Regions from separate parts of the Homo sapiens genome. Here region 1 is linked to region 2. The links are chromatin loops, found by intact Hi-C in ENCODE. Cell type or tissue: mammary epithelial cell. All regions are shown on one strand. Each heading gives the region's core, and the rest is flanking DNA. Links, peaks and the distances in the headings are about the cores only.

The links. A loop is a pair of places that touch in the nucleus more often than their neighbours do. Peaks named below come from ENCODE experiments on the same cell type or tissue, not always from the same donor. Only the 100,000 strongest peaks of a DNase experiment are listed, where the experiment ranks them.
Region 1: a loop joins it to region 2, with 10 times the contacts of the local background. A loop is called at or near these places in 4 of 110 quality-filtered maps.

The regions. Positions count from the first base shown.
Region 1 is chr12:75,621,335-75,626,722 of GRCh38, forward strand. All of the region lies in intron 9 of LOC105369844 (a long non-coding RNA gene), which reads right to left. Among named protein-coding and RNA genes, the nearest start is that of KRR1, 110 kb to the left of the region's middle. In mammary epithelial cell, for the core only: a CTCF peak has its summit at 2,629 (motif pointing right); DNase peaks (open chromatin) are centred at 2,517 and 2,647; H3K27ac peaks cover 413 bases.
Region 2 is chr12:75,813,821-75,819,208 of GRCh38, forward strand. All of the region lies in intron 1 of LOC105369844 (a long non-coding RNA gene), which reads right to left. Among named protein-coding and RNA genes, the nearest start is that of PHLDA1-AS1, 210 kb to the right of the region's middle. RefSeq lists a silencer at 1,703-1,762. In mammary epithelial cell, for the core only: a CTCF peak has its summit at 3,218 (motif pointing right); DNase peaks (open chromatin) are centred at 1,761 and 3,281; H3K27ac peaks cover 2,653 bases.

The DNA.
Region 1 (5,388 bases), core at 249-5,248, 190 kb before region 2:
TTATAAATATGACAGAACAATAAACTTTCTAGAGAAAAACATAATAGAATATTTTCATCATCTAGGCTAGCCTTAAACAGGAAACAAAAACCAGTTTCTAATCATGTAGGAAAAGATGAAAATTTGGGTTACAGTTAGATGGATAACTTGTTTTCATCAAAACACTTTAAGAACATGGAAATTGGAGATGATATTTGCAAAACATACAACTAACAAAGAGGTTGAATCCAAAGTATGTTTTTAAAAAAAACTCATCAAATCAATAAGAAAAAGAACAGGCAACACAATAGAAAACTGGGCAAAGACTTCAATAGGCATTTCACAGAATAAGATATCTAAATGGCCCATAAACACACAAAGAAAGGCTCAACCTCATCAGTCATTAAGGAAATACAATTAGTATCACATTGTGATACCATTATAAAACCACCCAAATGGTAATATTAAGATTGAAAATGCCAGATGTTTGCAAGGACATGAAACAATGGGAACTCTAATATACTGTTGACAGGAGTATAAATTGGTATAACCACTTTGGAAGACTATTTGCCATTTTCTACTAAATTTAAAAATATGCAAAAACCAACAACTCACTACTTCCACGCCTAGATATATACCCAATATAAATGCATACACGCATGTAGCCAAAGGTGTATACAAGAAAGGTCATAGCAATATTACTGGCAATAGGCAAAAATTACAAACATCTCCAATGTTCATCTACAATAGAATGGATAAATGTGGTATATTCATGAAATTGAATAGCATACAGCCATAAAAAGGAATTAATCCCAGCTATACACAACAATAATGATGAATCTCACAAATGTAGTATTGAGCAAAAGAAGCCATACACAGAAGAATATATACTGCAGGCCTTTATATTGCTTTTAAAAAGATGCAAAATCAAATTATAGTGCTTAGAAATGCATTCTTAGGTGGAAAACTATAAAGAATATCAAAGTAATTAGCATAGTAGTTAGCATATTGACTATTTTTGAACTGGTAGTGATTGGAAAGCTGCAAGGGGGGCTTCTAGGGTATAAGAAATGCACACATTCATCTGGTAGGTGACAATCACATGAGTTTTCTCTGTAATCACTGAGGTATATATTTTAAAATTTTGTCTACTTTTCTTTCTGCATTATTTCACAGTGGAGAAAAGTTAAAAGAAAAGAAGCAGATGATATAGTCTGTCAATTCATGTTAAAGTGCTGCAAAAAGATCAAATGGAATGAGAAAAAAATAAAAGCTTTAACATTTGATAGTTACAGGTAATGTGCAGCCTTTGGAAGTTTCAGGGAAGTCACAGGGAGAAGAAGTAAAAGAGCCAGCAGTCAAGAGTTAAAGATAAGCAGATAACAGGAAGCAGACAGTAAGTCCCGCCTACTCCACTTTGGAGGGAAAGAAAGAAAAAGGCACAATGATAGCAAGGAAGGATGATGCTACTATTTTATTTTTTGGTGTGTTTCTGTTAAGACTGAAACAATTTGTGAGTACCTTAGTGGACAAACAGAAATGAACCAGTAGAAAGGGAAACTGTAAAAAATGTAACAGAGATGTGATGATTATTGGATCAACACCCTCTACACTGTGGCCTCCAAACTAAACTGTTTTACATCTCCTCCTGCCCTTTGTCCCAACATTTCACAGAGCATGTGGGAAAGGAAGTCAAAATAAGAGAAATAAGAGAAAGCTACATGCTCCATTGTCCATCACCATTTCCCCAGCCGAGAGTAGATTGGAGTGAAGAGAAAGGGAAGTTTTGCCCCGAATAAGGGATTAATGTTCTGAAATAAATTGTCCTTGAGTTTGGAAGGCTTGAAAATGGATTTTTTTTTTTATGTCTGAAATTGCCCTAAGAAGCAGTGAGATTCACTGGTGGTAAGGCAGAGGGAAGGATGAGGCCAAGGTTCAACCAAACTTAAAGACAATTAGGCAAAAGGAATAAGCTTTAGTGATCTATTGTACAGAATGACTGTAATAAATAACAATGCAGTACATATTTCAAAATTGCTCAGAGAGTAGACTTTAAATGTTTTCACCACAAACAAACGGTAAGTATGGGAGCTGATGAATCTGTTAATTAGCCTTATTTAATCATTTCGCAATGTAAACATAGATCAAAATATCACTTTGTACCCCATAATATACACAATTATTATTTGTCAATTAAAAATAACATTTAGAAAAAAACTTAAAGACAATAATGAGAGAGAAAAAAAGCTGGCTAGTGATTTCTCCTGTAGTGGATGCTGTGGTTTTCCACCTAGTCTCTCTCCATAACCTTCTCAGGGCTGAAGCTCTCATTTCTCCAGTATTGTGGGTGTTGGCAGCTGCCTGCTCTTAGCTTTCTCAGGTTTGCCTAAAGCCAAAGACAATCACCCTTCTGAGGTCATACTTCCTTCCTGTGTCCCATGACTGGCCTGTGTAGAACACTGTGAAGGGCCCACCTGATTCCAGAGCTCCCTACGGAATGAAGTGAGGCCTTGGCCTTGACTGCCATTCAGCTTATCCTTTTACCCCAGGATTTCTCAAATTCAGCACTATTGACATTTTGACCTGGATGATTCTTTGTTGTGGTGGCCACTCTGTATATTACAGGGTATTTAGCAGTGTCCTTGGCCTCTATCCACTAGATGCCAGTATGTCTCCAGATGTTGCTAAATATATCCTGGGGTTCCAAACCTTCCCAGTTGAGAACCATGATGCAATCCTGCCCTTTTGACAGTACCCCCTGAGGCGCTGATCCTAAGAGCATTCCCCAATAAACTTCCTGCATACAAATCACCAGATCTGTAGCGCACGCAACAAATTCAGTTCACTCAATAAACACATGTTTATTTATTAGTAAAGTATACCTGTACTACTGTAATTATATCATAAACACTATAGAGCATAAACAAAGAATAATTTAAGGTGAGATAAAAAAATAAACATAATTAGTAGTTCTAGCATTTTCCCCTACTCCTCAAAAGAATGTTTACTAGCACCTTCTAGGGAGCCTAAACCCTACATTGGAGATCAGTACCCTGGGAGCTGGGAGACATCAACAAAAAGAATGTAGGTGGAGTGTTCAGCCTTACTAACACTGAGTTAAGGGAAAACAGGGAGGATACTTAAAATAAAAATACTAGGGGTGACATGGTGATGGGCGGCAAGGTGGAAAAAGTCTGGTTTATATCCAGATGGTATTGATCACTTCAATAGGTATTAGATAAAAGGGACTTGTAGCTAAATAAAGGTCATGTCTTACAGTGTCTACAAATTACCTACTTAAATTCCTATGAAAAAAAAGTAAAACGAAACTTTAAAAGGTAGCAAAGGTAATGAGAAGTAAAGATAAGAAAGACCATGAATCAAAAGTTCAGAGGGAATTGCTTTTAGTTGTATCATTATTGGTAGGCCAGGCGCAGTGGCTCGCGCCTCTAATCCCAGCACTTTGGGAGGCTGAGACATGCAGATCAATTGGGCCCAGGAGTTTGAGACCAGTCTGGGCAACATGGTGAAACCCTGTCTCTACAAAATATACAAAAATTAGACTGGTGTGGTTGTACGTGCCTGTAGTCCCAGCTACTCAGGAGGCTGAGGTGGGAGGTTCACCTGAGCCTGGGGAGTGAGAGGCTGCAGTGAGCCATGATCGTGCCACTGCACTCCAGCCTGGGTGACAGAGACTTTGTCTCAAAAAAAAAAAAAAAAACAAAAAAGTATCGTTATTGGATTATAGATAAATTCTTGAACTTCCAACGCATTCTTTTACCTCTAAACTTAACATTAGGCCATCACAACATTTTATGAGCTTATTAAAATAATACCATACCATTAGAAATAAATAGAAATTTTTAGAGATTCACACAGAAACTGACAGATAATTGTAGTAAGATACTTCATTCCATTATCAGTCCATTTTAGACGAAGTAGTAAAAATAAATGAGATACAGGCTTTGAATAATGTTAAGTAATAATGTTGAAAACATGTTTTTCCCATTTACATTTAAGGCCTAAGTTTCTAACCACTCTTGGAGCATTCTTCAGCTTTTTCTGAAAGTGAGAGAGTTTCAGGGTAATAATCCATGTATCCTCAGGACCAAGTCCCTCATAGATAGAGCTATAGAGGCCAGGTACGGTGGCTTACACCTGTAATCCCAGCACTTTGGGAGGCCAAGGCGGGCAGATCATGAGGTCAGGAGATGGAGACCATCCTGGCCAACATGGTGAAACCCCATCTCTACTAAAAATACAAAAATTGGTTGGGCATGGTGGCGTGTGCCTGTAATTCCAGCTACTCAGGAGGCTGAGGCAGGAGAATCTCTTGAACCAGGGAGTCAGAGGTTGCAGTGAGCCAAGATCGCGCCACCGCACTCCAGCCTGGCAACAGAGCAAGACTCCATCCCCCCCCAAAAAAAAAAAAAAAAAATAGATGAATCTATACACCTCTGTGTATTCTAGAAAAGCATGGGACAAGCTCTTTTCTCAAACACGACAGTAAATGTGTATTTAATATTATATCAAAAGAAAAAACAAGAAATAATTTAAGAGAAACTTGATTGGAACATTCTATTTTTTTGGTAGTCAAAAAGTAAAATAAAACAATCAACAGCAAGATTGATCAGCCTAACTACCTAAAACAAAGCAATCATCAAAAACAAATAATATGTACTCAAGTTTATGTCAATAAAATGTAAACCTTAGATGAAACTGATACATTCCTAGAGAAATATAACCTACCAATACTGACTTACCAAAAAAAACTTTGTATTATAACTGTTAAGTTGACTAAGCATTTAAAAATCTACATTCAAGGAATAAATGAGCTGAAATAAATTTACAAGGTGAATTCCACCAAACATTCAAAACCAGGTTACCCCAATCTTATTAAAACCCTTAAAAAATGAACAAAGAGGGAGCAAACATTCTCTAACTCAAATTCACAGGAAAAAAAAAAAAAAAAGGACATGGAGGGCCAAGCTACAGAAGAAACGCAAAATACAAATGAACATATTAAAAAAGATCCAACTGCACTATAAGCTACAAATTCAAATTAAAACCGTAATTAGGTGCCAGTTTTGCTTCTCAAATTTGCAATTACTTTGTGGGTACAGTGCATTGAAGACTGGTAAGGGAACAAATTGTTACAACTTTTATAGAGAGCAACAGGAGAAATCTGGCAAGATGTATCAAAAGCCCTTTAAAATGTATATTTTAAATAGTTATTCTACTTATAGGAATGTATTTTTAGCAAATAAAAAGAATTGTGGGCAAATAGGGATGTCTATTACAATATGATTAAAAATAAGAATCAATTAAAATTATAATATTCATATGTGGGAGAATTCTTAAATATATCCTAATATATTCATTCAAAAGAGTGGTTTGCACCATATAAAT
Region 2 (5,388 bases), core at 94-5,093:
AGTGTAGAAGACAGACAGGATGTATGAAGTTTGGATAACACAGGATTTGGGGAGTGTGGTCTTTCTGCCCACATGCACCCTGCCCTAAGTGAGTTATGTTCTTCTTTCCCCTTGTTTATTGCTCTGTTTTGAATTGATTCAATGAAGTATGAGATTCCAACATATTCATTCCAGCTATGAGCCTTCCTGTTCTGTGACCTCTGTAATAAGTTGCCTGGTATGGTACTTGTAGGCTATCCTTGCATCAGAGTGATTTCCCACAAGACATTTTATTGGCTTCATCTGTATTTTACCTTATGATTACATGCTACTATTCTTTTTTGCATTTTCAGATTTCCCTTTAATAATTTTGTAATCTAGAAAGTAAGTGTGCTTTTCAAAAGGGTAACATGATCTACTGTGTCTTATTGAACCCCAGGCACTAAGGGTTGAAACTAAGTTTTATCCAGACTAGTTTCCTGTGGAGCAACACAGCAAATAGGATGGTGGTCAAGTTTGCACAGGTTGGCTTCTCACCTTATGTAAGAATGTCAGAGATGGTCCACTTGCTGTCTGTCCCCTCACTCCCTGCTGTAGTCAGATGTTTATGACTTATCTGTAGACCCCAGACTCAACTAAAGCATAGGAGCAGCTCAATGCTGGGTTCTTGGTGCTAGCATCTACCGCAATTCAGGGTGAAAATACTGGGGTAGGGGAGATGACATTACGAAGACTGACTAGCCACTGGGCAAGGTGCTCACAGCCTCAGATGCTGGACACAATCAGCCGTGTGTGTCACTGTGGACTTGGCTAACTGTGAATCTCCTTCCTCTGGCATTTCCTATTTTTATTCTCAGAAGGTAACTATAATTTTAGAGGATGCAAAATGGCAATCCACACCATGTCATCGTTAAACAATTAAGGAATTTCACATTTTTTAAAATCCAGATTTCTTGCTTCTCTTGACAAATGAGAGCTCTGGACATGCAATCCCCCGTGGCAACAATAGGCTGCCCTCTTTAGATAGAATCCAACCACTCATGAGCAGTTCACTCCTTTACATTTCCTGCATCTCTCTCCTTGGCTATACTATTGGTTGCAGTATTCCTGGCTGTTGCCTCATGTTTTACAGAAAGTGCAATTAACCTGTTGTCTGTTCTCTTTGTCCAATTTGCAGGCTTCATGCGGCCCAGTTCTCTTGCCTGTGCTCTGCTCTCTGAGCATGAGTGCTGATATCCAGCCTGCCTCACTGTGCCTTTCCATCCCCCACCTTCCTGTGCATGCAGACCTCCTTACTATTGCTCTCTGCCTGGTTTCTCAGGTCCCTGTTTGACCTTGGCCAGTCTTCTAGTTGCTCTTCTCTTAAACCAATAATATGACCTGACACCAAGAACTGCTGGGGGACCTGCTTTTGATGACCTACTGCATTTTAACATAGGGGTCATCACACCAGCCTAGCAAACATTGTCAGAACCCCAGAAGCTTCTTTAAAAACTAGTCAAGTGTTTCAGTAGCCTGATACTAAATCCCTCCAGTCTGTGACCTATTCATTCGGTTGGTACCAAATGCCCCCTGAGGTTAAACAAGGCCCTGAAAAGATAATGAGATGAAATGGCTTGACCTTCAGGTGGAAGATCTCTCCTTTCCTTCCTAGCCTCTAGCTGGCTTAGATTATTTTTATCATTTTTCAAAGCAGCAACGTTTATTTCCTCTGCTTCAGTGAGCTGTGCAGATGCAAGGTCTGGAAGGAATATTTAGTGGTCGCCATGGTTACCATTAGTCATATGAAGTTATAGCGCATGTGCTGATTCCTCTCTTCACAGCTGTAAAAAGAAAGCACGCTTCAAAAAGCAGGCTTGCTAGGGCTCTGAAGACTTTAATTCTGTAATGGGTCCAGCTCCTCTGGTCATTTATCTTGATCTGCCAGTTTAATTAGCACTTTAAAGATTTTAGGCAGAGAAGATTTCATAGAACATGAAGCTAGATGGACATTTTGAGATTTAGCCTCACCTTCTGATTTTACAAATAAGGAAACTGAGGCCCAGAAAGGAGAAGGGACTTAGAGCCACACAGTGAGTCAATTAAAGTCATCAAAGGGGTATGCTTAGTAAGTACCAGGGCCAGGGCTCCTTCTAGCTCCGCTATATCTCCCAACCTAACTGGCAGACTGAGTCATGTGAAGCTCTAGGATGGACAAGGACTAAACAAGTTCAGTGCAAGGCAGGGAAATCTGATCTCACAAGAAGGGGTTGGATTCCTTAAAATGGGGCTTAAGCCAAAATCCAAAAAGGGTCTCCAAGACCATTTTAGGCTTGGAGTATCAACTGAGTTTTATGATTGGCTAAGTCCAGATGGCACAAACAACCACTATTTCAAAATGGGCTGTTCGTCTACTGGTTCTGACCAGTTTTCTAAAAAGTGGATGCCCCGCAAGTGCTGCAGCTCCTTCTGTGGGGCCTGACTTCTCGCTATCTTGCAATTTCCCTACTCTCCCAGCTCAATGTTCAATAGAACCTCACTTCCAATAAGCCCAGGACTATGGCTCTTCTGATGTTTTGCAATTGGCTAGATATAAAAATAAAATTGCACATAGAACATCTTGAACAAGGGTCAACTATCTTCACACTTTTTAATTTAAGTAAGACTTTCTGTTTGATGGACTCAATATTTAACGTGTTTTTGCCTGAATAACCTCAACATTGGATAACCTGAACAAACACTTCTTCACAGACCTTGTTTCTAGGTACTGTTCCTCACTAGAAGGAGCTAGGATTCCTTGGAGAGAGGAGGGCCAGAGCAAAGCAAGACAAGAAGGGTCTGGAATATCTTATACAAAAAAGTGTACAAAAAATGATGAAGGCTATGTCAAAAAGACTTAGGGCCAGCTTCAAGGGTACCTATTGGCTAAATTTGGGACAATTTAAGCTTCAACAAGAATTAAATGGCAGCATTGGATCTAATTCACTGAATAAAAATAAGAATCCAGCTAATCAATGTAGAAGAAGTAATAATAGTTGGTAAGTCAATCATCTTTTTTAAAAGACATCATAGTAATAACTGATTTTATCAAGATTCATCAACGGATGCTAAAGCTATAGGGTAAAAGTTTGAAGAAGACAGGATATTAAATAGTCTCAAAATATCTTCCTGTAGATTATAAAGAGAAATGGTAGTCTTCTAGTGGAGATACCTAGCAATCACCAGTTTATAAAAAGTGATCAAAGTTAATGTCATCAGTAATGTGTGCCTCTAGGTGGTGATATGTTGTTAAGGACACAACATCATTGTCATGGTATGCTTGCCAAAAGTGCATAATCTGAACTTAATGATGAGTAACCCTGAGGCAAACCCAAATCATGTGACATTTCTACCAAACGTCTGGCCTGTATACTTCAATAATGTCAATGTCCTGAAAAACAAAGCTAAGGAACTGCTTCAAATTAAAGGAGATTAATGAGCCATGACAACTAAATGCAATCTGTGATCCTGAATTGGATGCTGGTTCAGGGAGAAAACAAACAATTACAAAAACATTTTTAGGGCAATTATTAAAATTTGAGTATGATCTATATATTAAATAATAGCATGTATCAATGTTAAACGTCCTGAATTTGATGTTGGTACTATGGATCTATAAGGGGAAAAGGAGTATGATGTTTGAAACTAATACTTGAATGGGAAAGGAGGGAAGAAGAGAGAATATAAAAGAAAATGAAGAAAAGGTTAAAACAGGCAAATTCAGATGGGTTTAGAGAGTTAGTTCTTGGTACTACTCTTAAAACTTCTGTAAATTTGAAATGATTTTAAGTTAAAAAGTAAAATTTAGAAACTCTCCAATTTGAAGGGATCCTAATGCAGGTAGCAGGTAGGAGCAAACAAGACAAGCTCAAACTGACAATTTACAAGTCAAGAATTATTTAACTACAGCTCAAAGTTCTAGGCAGAAAGAAATGTATATTAATTTATTCTTTAAGAAAACATTCATTGAATAATATTAATAATAGTTAATATTTGTAAGCACTTTGTGTGGGTTACTTGGTTTCCATGTTGCAGCAGATTGCATTTTCTAAATATAAACATATTGAACTACATTCCATCCTACATGCTTTTCTTAAAATGTGATGTTTACAACTTACATCAAGAGATGGGGTATACTTTTCTTTTTCTTGAACCTGAAAAGGCCTTTAACTACTTTGACCAATATAATAGCATGGAAGAGATGGTGCATGACTTCTGGGGCTAGGCCATAAAAGGCATAGAAACTTATCTTGTCTCTTGGATTGCTTGCTCTGAGAATGAAAAGAAATGGTTATGCAAAAAATGCAATGGGGCCGGGCGTGGTGGCTCATGCCTGTAATCCCAGCACTTCGGGAGGCCAAGGTGGGCAGATCAAGGTCAAGGCCGAGGAGGTCAAGAGATCAAGACCATCCTGGCCAACATGGTGAAACCCTGTCTACTAAAAATACAAAAATTAGCTGGGCGTGGTAGCTTGTCTGTAGTCCCAGCTACTTGGGAGGCTGAGGCAGGAGAATCGCTTGAACCCAGGAGGTGGAGGTTGCAGTGAGCCAAGTTCGCGCTACTACACTCCAGCCTGGTGACAGAACGAGACTCTGTCTCAAAAAAAAAGAAAAAATGCAATGGGAACACACTGATGAGAGAAGAAATAATGTCTGAGTAAAGCTTCAAAAACAGATCTATTATGAGATCCCTCATTTGCCACATGAACCAGTGAGGGAGCTGCTGCAGGCCTACATGAGCCTACCAAACAAGCAGACACCCCTGCCTCACCTTTCCCTAAACATAATTATATTCTCTCATTGTGTTTTGTTCAAGAAAACTTGATTACATGCCTTGATAATGCAATGGATTACCCATTAGACATTACTATCTTAGAATTTAACCATAAACATTTTGCAAACACCATATAAAACCAAATTTGAAGCCCTCAGTCCATCATCCTAATATTGGTACAGAAGACAATGAACTGATGTGACACTCATCTTCGTACCTAATAAAAGCCTGCCAGTTCTGCGCCTTCCCCAATGTTTCCAGCAGTCCCTCCTTTTATTCTTTGTTCACCACTGGGTATGCAGTCAGCATGTAATAAATAATAAAAACAACTTTTCTCTTTAGTGCTTGTTTCTTCTGCTTTCTAAATTCTTTCAGTTCTCTTAGACATAGTAGTTCCACATTCTTCAAATAGCACACTAAAGACTCAAACAAACCATCCCCTTCCCTGAGCATCTTAACATTCATAATCATAGCACTTAGCATTTAAATATATGCCTTTGACCCTGAGTAGTCTCATGTCACATGGTGGAGGTTATAAGCTTCTTTGTCAAGGGCTTATATGTGTCATTAATATGCCACCCTCAACCCCCATGTGCACCTAGCACAACCTTAAGTATG